2 separate regions of the Homo sapiens genome follow, and region 1 is linked to region 2. A link is a contact called in ENCODE Hi-C or POLR2A ChIA-PET data. All regions are on one chromosome and are shown on one strand. Each heading gives the region's core, a stretch centred on a gene start or an enhancer-like site at or near the end of the contact. The rest is flanking DNA. Distances are from core to core; before and after follow the strand shown. Region 1 overlaps NAV1 (neuron navigator 1). Region 2 overlaps NAV1 (neuron navigator 1).

Region 1 (4,304 bases), core at 811-3,310, 140 kb before region 2:
TCAGGGAGTAAAAGAACCCAGGAACCTGGACTTCCTAGTCCCTCTTCATCTCAAAGGTGTCTGGACCCACACAAGCGGTTGTCATGACAACAGTTAGGCCTTCTGAAGTGCAGGCCAAGTAGAAATGAGGAAGAAAGGCAGGAAGCTATTCATTTCTAAGCCAGTTGATTGATGTGAATTTTTTGGGGGGGAGGGGCAGTGCAAGGGGGTCGCTCCAGTGAATGTGCTCTGGGATACTTTGAGTAGCAGGAGAAAGAAATGTGTTCACAAATACTTCGTTTTCCTTTTTATTCAGTGCATTGTGGGGCTGGGGTGGGTAGAGAATTCTCCAAAGAACTGCCACCCAGAACAGATAGGTGATATGTGGAAACTTATCCAGCACCCTCAGATTCCCTGAGGCCTAGCAGGAGAGTGAGGACAAAGCTCACTCCTGCCCTTCCTCTGGGCAGCAGCAGTAGTGATGGAGGATGCTTGTGGAATCACAGGCAGGAGGAAGGGCTGTGGCAAGGTGCAGCAGCCTGCAGGTTTGTGTGTATGTGTGTAGAGAAGGCACTGGCACAAAACCTTGGAGCTGTGAGGCCTCCTGCCTTCCTCCAGGTTGGTACCAATAATATTTCTTTTCTCACCGTGTCCAGAAAGTTTTCTTCCAAGGCTAGGCTTGGGCCCCCACCCAGGTCATGTTCCTCTCCTTTGGGCATTGCCTTGTTCTGACTGCTGCAGTCAAAAGCTGTTGGCTTTGACTCACAGCCCATGGCTCTGCCTCTGAGAGTACCGCATGGATGAATAAGTAGGTCCTAGGGGCAGTTCCTCTGCCCTGGGGAGAAGGTACAGATGGAGGAGAAGTACCCAGAGCTACTCTGGCTCCCTGAACCTTAAGCCAACCCAGGGAGATACCCTTTACCATCCATCACTGATGGCTCTAACCCCAGGCCACAGGCCCCTTCTAGACCTGCATTGAATGGGTAGCAGGACCAAGTCACCTGGAGTCCTGGGATGTTTCCTGACACTTTCTTCTTGTTTCACCCCTTCCCACTTTCTCTGCCCAATTTGATACTGTGGCTGCAAATGCCCACCCCCTACCTCCCACCCCCTACCACCCACCCCCATCACAAGCTGCCAACACCAGATCCTTCCCCTTCTGCTGACCTCCAATCTTGCCTTTCTCTGCAGCTATCCTTCCACACACATATACCGCACCTCACAGCCTCTGACCCTGAGGGTGAAGGTGCAAGCTGCTCCACGTGGTGCAAGGGAGAGCCAGTGCTGTATGGAGCAGGCTGAGCAGAGCCCTCAGGGTCCATAACTGCAGCTTAGCCACCTCTGCAGCACACTGCAATGTCTTCCTGGATAGCCAAGTCCCTTTCTCTCTGCAGAGCGCTCCATCTCCCTCACCCTTCCCTGAGATTTCATAGAATCCTAGAATGGAAATTGTCTAGTTGAGCCACTACCTCAAGCCAAAATTAATCCCACTATAGCATCATAGGCAGGTGGGTGTTCTGTTTACACTCTCCTAGTGACAGAGGGCTCACTACCTTATTTTCCAGGAAAGCACTCATTATTAGATAGATATTTCTTCTGTTGAGCTTTGATTCTGTCTTCTGAGAATTTCTACCCGTGGGTCTGAATTTGCTCTCTGGATGCTTACAGATGAAGCTAGCCTGCGTTTCCCAGGATCCCCTTTCTTATATTTGGGGTCAGACACCTATCTATGCTCCATTCGTCTTTTCTGCTTTTGCCTCTTCCTTCCATTTTTCTTCCATTTCTCTTCTTTTGGAACAAGACCTGATAGGAGATGTCTGACCTGTTCACCCTGACTCACGGGCCCAGTGGAGTCCAGCTCTCCACCTGGACCCCACTGTCTGCATCTCAGAGTGGCTCCCTACCGGGGACCCACAGCACCTGGCTGGTCTTTCTCCTGGCCCAACCAGGAAGCTCTCCTCCCCAAAGCCCAAAGCCCAAAGCCCAAAGCCTTCTCCCTCTGCCTGGAAAGCCTGAGCCAGCCAACAAGGGGAAATGGACGCCACATGTTTCTCATTTGCGCTGGCTGACCTCCCCCCACACCCTGTTTGGATTACCCAGATGTGTTTGATGTCCCAGAGCCTGCGGCCTTTTCTCTCATGCACAGGAAGGGCCGGGTGGGGAGGTAGGGGGGGCCAGGCCCAGCTCACTGGCCCTGCGTGGGCAGGTTCCCTCCTATAGGAGGCAGACATCACCTCCCACACCTTCCCCCACACTGCTGCTTCTGGGGACTGGGCCTCCTGAAGGAAGCAGGACACCAGCGCCTTCAGGGTTCAGCTCCCCCTTGTTCAATGAAGGCAGGTCTTTGCTTCCTTCTGACCCACAGAGATCGGGGGCAGACTGGGAAGATGCCCCAGGAACTGTTTTGATCTCCCATCTGGAGGCTGAGGGAGGAGCAGAGTTGCACTTAAGGTGTGTCTGGCATGGCTGTCCAGTGTGGGCACAGCAGCGTGTGCCTGGGATAAGCAGGGTGACCCGCTTTTCACCATGGTGCTTTGCACCTTCTATAAGCACCTTTTTTTTTTCTCAGACTTGATGCCTTTGGAATGTGGAGGGGTGTGTTGCATAGGTGGGAAGCTCCCATTAGGGGAGAATGAGGACCCATTGGGAGTTTCCAGATTGCTCCAGCCCATTCTGGTGCTGAGGTAGAGATGGGAGGGCATGGAGAGCAGCCCATCTCCAGGTTCACCCCCTAAGAGCTTTGGCTCCAGCAGGCCCCAGGCTCTCCCTGCCAGCGCTGTTGTATGTTGCGTGTTTGACACACACTTCTCCAACTCAGCTCCAGCCAAACCTCAGCAAGGCAGCCAGGGCTCGGCAGGGTCTGGGCCTTGGCCTGAGCCATCCTGGAATCTATTTTAGACATCTCAATGATACATTTCAGGGCCACTGGAGTGGGTGGTTTCTCCACAGCATCTTCTAATTTCTGGGCGACAGCTTTCACTCTGGGCTTCTCAGGGTGCTTTCTCCTGTGAGTTAGAGGTGTGGAAAGCAGGGACAAGTGCAGTCCCAAGCCCCAGTATGCTGTGTGTGTTCCCAGCGTTGGTTCTTATGGAATCTCAGAGTTGTGGTCAAGGTTATCCAGTTGAGGTGTTGCTGTTGGGTGTGGTCTGGTCTGAAAGGTTGAATGTTATAAGCTCCAGGTGTTTCCATGGAGAGCTGGGCTCATAAACTACGACCTTGGGCTGAGCAGGAAGATAGCGAATGTTGAGAAAGCAAGACTGAGGCAAGTATGACGAGAGCTATTGGGTTAATAGGTTGTATGGCACATGGCACAAACCCCTAGAACTCGGGTGAGGTTGGGTGTCAGGGTGTGAAGACTAAGTGTGCAGTGAATGGCATGTGTTCACATGGATCAGTGCATGTAAACAAACTCACCGGCTTGCAGCACATATGCACATACTGAAGGGACATTTGCGTGCATGTATATGTAACAGCTGGGCAGGTTTAAAAGAGTCTGAAATATGACCCTGGTGGAACAGCTTCCCCCAAACAGACCCCTAGGCAGAGCCCGCTGGGGTTTGGACTCCTTGGCTTCTTTCCCAGAAAAGCACTGTAAGTGCTGGTTACTCCTCAGACTCTGAGGACACAGGCCCCTTTGCCCTTGGTGACCCACTAACCAGGCCCCTCCCTTTTGGGGAAGCTGGCAGCCACCCAGCAGGCCCTGCCTTCTCTCTGTAGGATCCCTAAACTGTCATGGGGTCTAGGATTCCAACATCCCCAGACTGAGGCTGCTTCCTAGGAGCTCCTGGGACCTGATTATCCCAAGGGGGAAATGAAAAGCTCAAGAATCAAAAGAATCAGTAATCTAATGGTTATCAATAACATGTATCAATCACTTGGTAAGTGAAAGTCATTGTTCTTGTTCCTCAAGCCAAAATTAATCCCACTATAGCATCATAGGCAGGTGGGTGTTCTGTTTACACTCTCCTAGTGACAGAGGGCTCACTACCTTATTTTCCAGGAAAGCACTCATTATTAGAAAGATATTTCTTCTGTTGAGCTTTGATTCTGTCTTCTGAGAATTTCTACCCATGAGTCTGAATTTGCTCTCTGGATGCTTACAGATGAAGCTAGCCTGCATTTCCCAGGATCCCCTTTCTTATATTTGGGGTCAGACACCTATCTATGCTCCATTCGTCTTTCTGCTTTTGCTTCTTCCTTCCATTTTTCTTCCATTTCTCTTCTTTGGAACAAGACCTGATAGGAGATGTCTGACCTGTTCACCCTGACTCACGGGCCCAGTGGAGTCCAGCTCTCCACCTGGACCTCACTGTCTGCATCTCAGA
Region 2 (4,240 bases), core at 334-2,833:
TGTGAGGAGCCAGGGCCAGGAAACAAGAGTTTCAGCCTCTCTGCACCTCTGAGTCATGCTTCTTCACATTTCCTACCCTGCCACTGGGACCTGACTTCTTCACCTCCATAGTAACTACTTCCTTTCTCTCTCTTTCTCTCCTTCTGTGCTCCCTTCTTCAGGCTGAGGAGAGGATGCAATCTGAGGTAGGGTGGAAAGCCTTTGTCTCTGCTTGTTAACATCACTGCACCTCATTTTCCTTCCAAATCTTATACAGCTTCTGCAGCCAGTAGTTTGTATTTCTCTTCCTTTTACAGCAAATCCGGAAGCTTCGTAGGGAACTGGAATCATCCCAGGAAAAAGTGGCCACCTTGACGTCTCAGCTTTCTGCCAATGTGAGTGCCATGAAGTACGGAAAGATCAAGGCAGTTATTTTGACTATCGTTAGACAAGTTCAGCCAAGGGAGGAAAACTACCTGGTAAGGTATCCCCTGGACTGAGACGTCAAGGGCATGCGTCTTCTTCACAGCTCTATGATAGAAGACGAGGGGATTGTTCTTCCCCTTCTCTGAGCCTCAACTTTTATGAAGAACCATTTTGCTTCTACTCTAATTAATAGGTATGGATGAGTTCATGTCTGATGGGCTGAGCTCCCTAGAGAAAGAGAAGAAGATTGATTACCAGTGGTTCTGCATGGAGGCAGAAACAACCTTGCCATTGGCCATGGACAAAAGCAGTTATGGATTATAATTATAGGGCTCTTAGAGCCTTTCCACTGCCCTGGGGGGTGTTCATGTCTTTGTTCATGCCACGTAACTGTGCAGGCACATGATTGGTCATTAGAATTCTGTCTAGTGACCACGACACTACTGAGAAACCTAACTCCCATTCTGGTCTGACTCCTTCATTCCCAACTGCCTTTTCTGAGCAGTCTCCTTGGGCAGATGGTAGAAACAATCTGAAATTCAGGTTGAGAGCTAGAATTCTTTGTTTCTACTCTCAGTACCTCCATTTAGAACGAGTCTATTTCTTTAGACCTTAGTTTTTCTACCCTGTGACATGGGGAGAAATGAAGCCACCTCCTCTAACCAGGCTGTGGTACTTTCTCCCCTGTGACTGAGTTGCAAACAGAGAACATAAGAGCCATTTTCCCCCAAAGCTGTAAACAACAGCTGAGCCGGATCTGCAGGAGCTTTCCAAGTGTTTGCACAAAAGTAACCATGTCTGCAATTTCCGCAGTAGTTTCTGGTTTTCTCTCTGCCCTTCCTCTCTGGGGAACCCAGCTGTCAGGCCTGGGGTCTATCCGTCGGAATTAGGTAGAAGAATCTCCACCAAGATTCTGAATGTTTCCAACACATTTCAGCAGCAGTTCCCTCACCACACTAGTTATTCTCTCGATTCTCTTTTCCCAAACCCTCAATTCATAAGTTGTACCAGTTTGTTTGAAGCTCATGTTAAGCACTTTTTCCCACTCTTGGGGGACCCATAAGAATTGTAACATAAACAAGAACCATCTTTTCTCTCCCTTGTGCCACACCCACCAAAGCAAATGGCCTGGGTCACGTCCTGCACACCCCAGGAAATTCATGTCTGGGAGATGCTGGGGGGGAGAGGCGCCAGGGAGGCAGAGAACATTATTATGTCTGATTCATTTACACTGCAATCTGTCAGCCACCATGCTGTCAAGGCTGGGCTGAAGCCAAGAAATTGAATTTAGAGGGTGATTTTTCTTAGAACAGGAAGTTCCATTTGGCTAAGAGAGAACAAACTAAACACCCAGACACGGTGGGTTCTGCATCTTAAAGGCAGATTTTTGCCGAGGGTCAGAACCCTGCCCTCAAGCAGGAGATGGGATGCTGGGACTCTAGGAAGGTTCCACAGCTCTCTTCAGGATTCCGTGACTCCAAACCAAACTTTTGTCATGTTCCATGGAACTTCCTAGCCACTAAAGCTGAGGGCACACCCTAGATGTAGGGGCCCAGACCACTTTACCCCTCTCAAATGCTAGCCTTTCTGCAGCACCACTGCTTAGCCCTGAGGTCTTACAGGTACCCTAGTCTGGGGTTGGGATTAAGGGAAGGGTCAATGTAGGGAGAGGAAGTGTAGGGGAGAGCGGGGAGAAAGCCCAGCCAGAGCAAAAGGGTTCCCCTGGATGGGGAAAGGCAGCACAGAAGAGCATACAGGGGTTCTTGGGGCCTCTCATGAGTAGTCTTCCAGGGACTACAAGGAGTCTACAAGCAGACATGCAGGATGTAGAGAAGCAAACCAGAGAAGACCTGAGGTCAAGAAGACAGATGTTGCCTGCACAGTGGGTGAAAGGAAACTGCTCAGGTTGTGACATATTATAATCTCCTCAGAGCCCAGGCCTTGACAGATTTATAGTAAAAGTGCAAGAGGAGGCTCTAACTGGACTAAAGGGATTGCCTCCAGCCCTGGTCCTATGAAGTAGGCTCCAGACATGCGGAGCAGTGGATGAAAACTAGAGTTGACCCAACAGGGAGGGAGAATTGTAAGCCAGTAGGAGCCATGAGAGTGCCGTCGATTTCCTAGAGCTCTGCATGAAGGAGCTGCGCAGAGTATGCCCACTTCTTGCTAGGGTCACCAACTTGCTCAGATAGTCTCACGATGGCTATTTCTCCATCCCCAAGTGCTCCCCTTTCTAGCCCCCGGCCTCATTCCCTTTACCTTGCCTATACATCTTGCAGCCAGTTGGCCAGCTAGAGGTCAAACTATGCCAAACCAAGTGGCCTTAGCTCCTCCACTGAGCACCTTTCCGAACTAGCCTGCCTCTTATCCAGAGAGCCCTTTGGTATCCTTCACTCCTCATGAAACAGACCTGACACCTAGTGGCCAAACGGTGGAATGCCTCTGCAGTTTCCTTCCAGCCTTGCAAACCTGGAGAATCCGGGAACAAGGAGCAGCTGCAAAGCAAGAAAGGGTGAAGCAGTGGAGTAGCAGAGGAGGAAGAAACGCACCAAATAGTTTCTGCCAGGAGATTATTTGGTCCCTTGGGGGCCGGCCCACTCCACAATGCAGGAGTTAAACCAAAATAATAGGAACGACCCCAGAGGCTATGGCCCGCCTACCAAGTTGGCCACACCAAATATCACATAGAGCAGAGGGATAGTCCTACCTCTGGTAGTTGATAGGTTTTAGATCTCAAGTCTCCAGGAGCCTCTGGAAACCTGCCCTACCCTCAACCTGGCTTCATTATTCAAGAAGCTGGTTCCCACCAGAAAATTTCTTTGATTTCCCCTTTGTCTGCTCAGGAAAATCAATATTTTTTTAACCACCAAGAGGTTTGCTGGCATTGGTCAGCTCCGAGATACAGGAAATCAGTTAAAACTATTTCCCATTGTCAGTTATTGCCTTTCCCCCAGCCTTATGCAACTTAGCAATCTCTTTCTGTGTTTGTTTCAGGCTAATCTGGTGGCTGCTTTTGAGCAGAGCCTGGTGAATATGACATCCCGCCTGCGACACCTGGCAGAGACGGCCGAGGAGAAGGTGAGAGGCCTGGGAAAGGGTGGGAGGGGTGGGTGCGGCGAGGGGGTTCTCCTGGACAGAGAGGCCGAAGCTGACCATCTGTTCTTGCTCATGAATGCCAGTTTCTCCCCACCTCACTGTCACCCTGGATTCTCAATCTGCCCCCCAATACAGTGTGAGCATATTCCTTATCCCAATTCCTTGCCCTTCTCTATCAAGTTTTGCAGAATTCCAATGCCTCGCCCATTGCCTGACACATCATAAGGGCTCAGGGCTCCTGCTAATCCCAACTAATGACGCTGTTTTCTTTTTTTGAGATGGAGTTTCGTTCTTGTCACCCAGGCTGGAGTGCACTGGCGCGATCTTGGCTAACTGCAAACTCTGCCTCCCAGGTTCAAGCGATTCTCCTGCTTCAGCCTCCCAAGTAGCTGGGATTACAGGTGCCCGCCACCACGCCCAGCTAATTTTTGTATTTTTAATGGAGACCAGGTGGCCAGGCTGGTCTTGAACTCCTGACCTCAGGTGATCCGCCCACCTCGGCCTCCCAAAGTGCTGGGATTATAGGTGTGAGCCACCGTGCCCAGCCAACGCTATTTTCATTTCTCTCTTAGGACACTGAGCTGCTGGATTTGCGAGAAACCATAGACTTTCTGAAGAAAAAGAACTCTGAGGCCCAGGCAGTCATTCAGGGAGCCCTTAATGCCTCAGAAACCACACCCAAAGGTAGGACATCCAGCCACAGATTGAGAGGGAACAGGGAGCAGGAAAGTAAGAGTAT

The links. Hi-C counts contacts between places; a loop is a spot of excess contacts on that map. ChIA-PET counts read pairs that join two places held with the same protein, here RNA polymerase II (POLR2A). Pooled maps may share reads with other maps.
Region 1: a loop to region 2 is called in a map of right cardiac atrium, with 4 times the contacts of the local background. The contact joins two enhancer-like sites. A Hi-C loop is called at or near these places in 10 of 168 maps with a recorded cell type or tissue (A673, IMR-90, MCF 10A and 6 more) and 15 of 50 pooled maps. POLR2A ChIA-PET finds 5 or more read pairs at or near these places in 5 of 52 experiments (BJ, H1, IMR-90 and 2 more).

What each region holds. Positions count from the first base shown.
Region 1 is chr1:201,653,316-201,657,619 of GRCh38, forward strand. All of the region lies in intron 5 of NAV1 (neuron navigator 1), which reads left to right. Among named protein-coding and RNA genes, the nearest start is that of MIR5191, 64 kb to the right of the region's middle. Within about 2 kb of position 2,061, at least 8 of the 41 ENCODE cell types and tissues checked have a DNase peak (open chromatin) inside an H3K27ac peak, as active enhancers do.
Region 2 is chr1:201,790,393-201,794,632 of GRCh38, forward strand. It overlaps NAV1 (neuron navigator 1), which reads left to right. Exons shown (of 34, transcript NM_001389617.1): 16 at 162-185; 17 at 297-374; 18 at 3,400-3,483; 19 at 4,074-4,185. The region is part of intron 2 of IPO9-AS1 (IPO9 antisense RNA 1); the gene reads right to left. Among named protein-coding and RNA genes, the nearest start is that of MIR1231, 16 kb to the right of the region's middle. Within about 2 kb of position 1,584, at least 14 of the 41 ENCODE cell types and tissues checked have a DNase peak (open chromatin) inside an H3K27ac peak, as active enhancers do.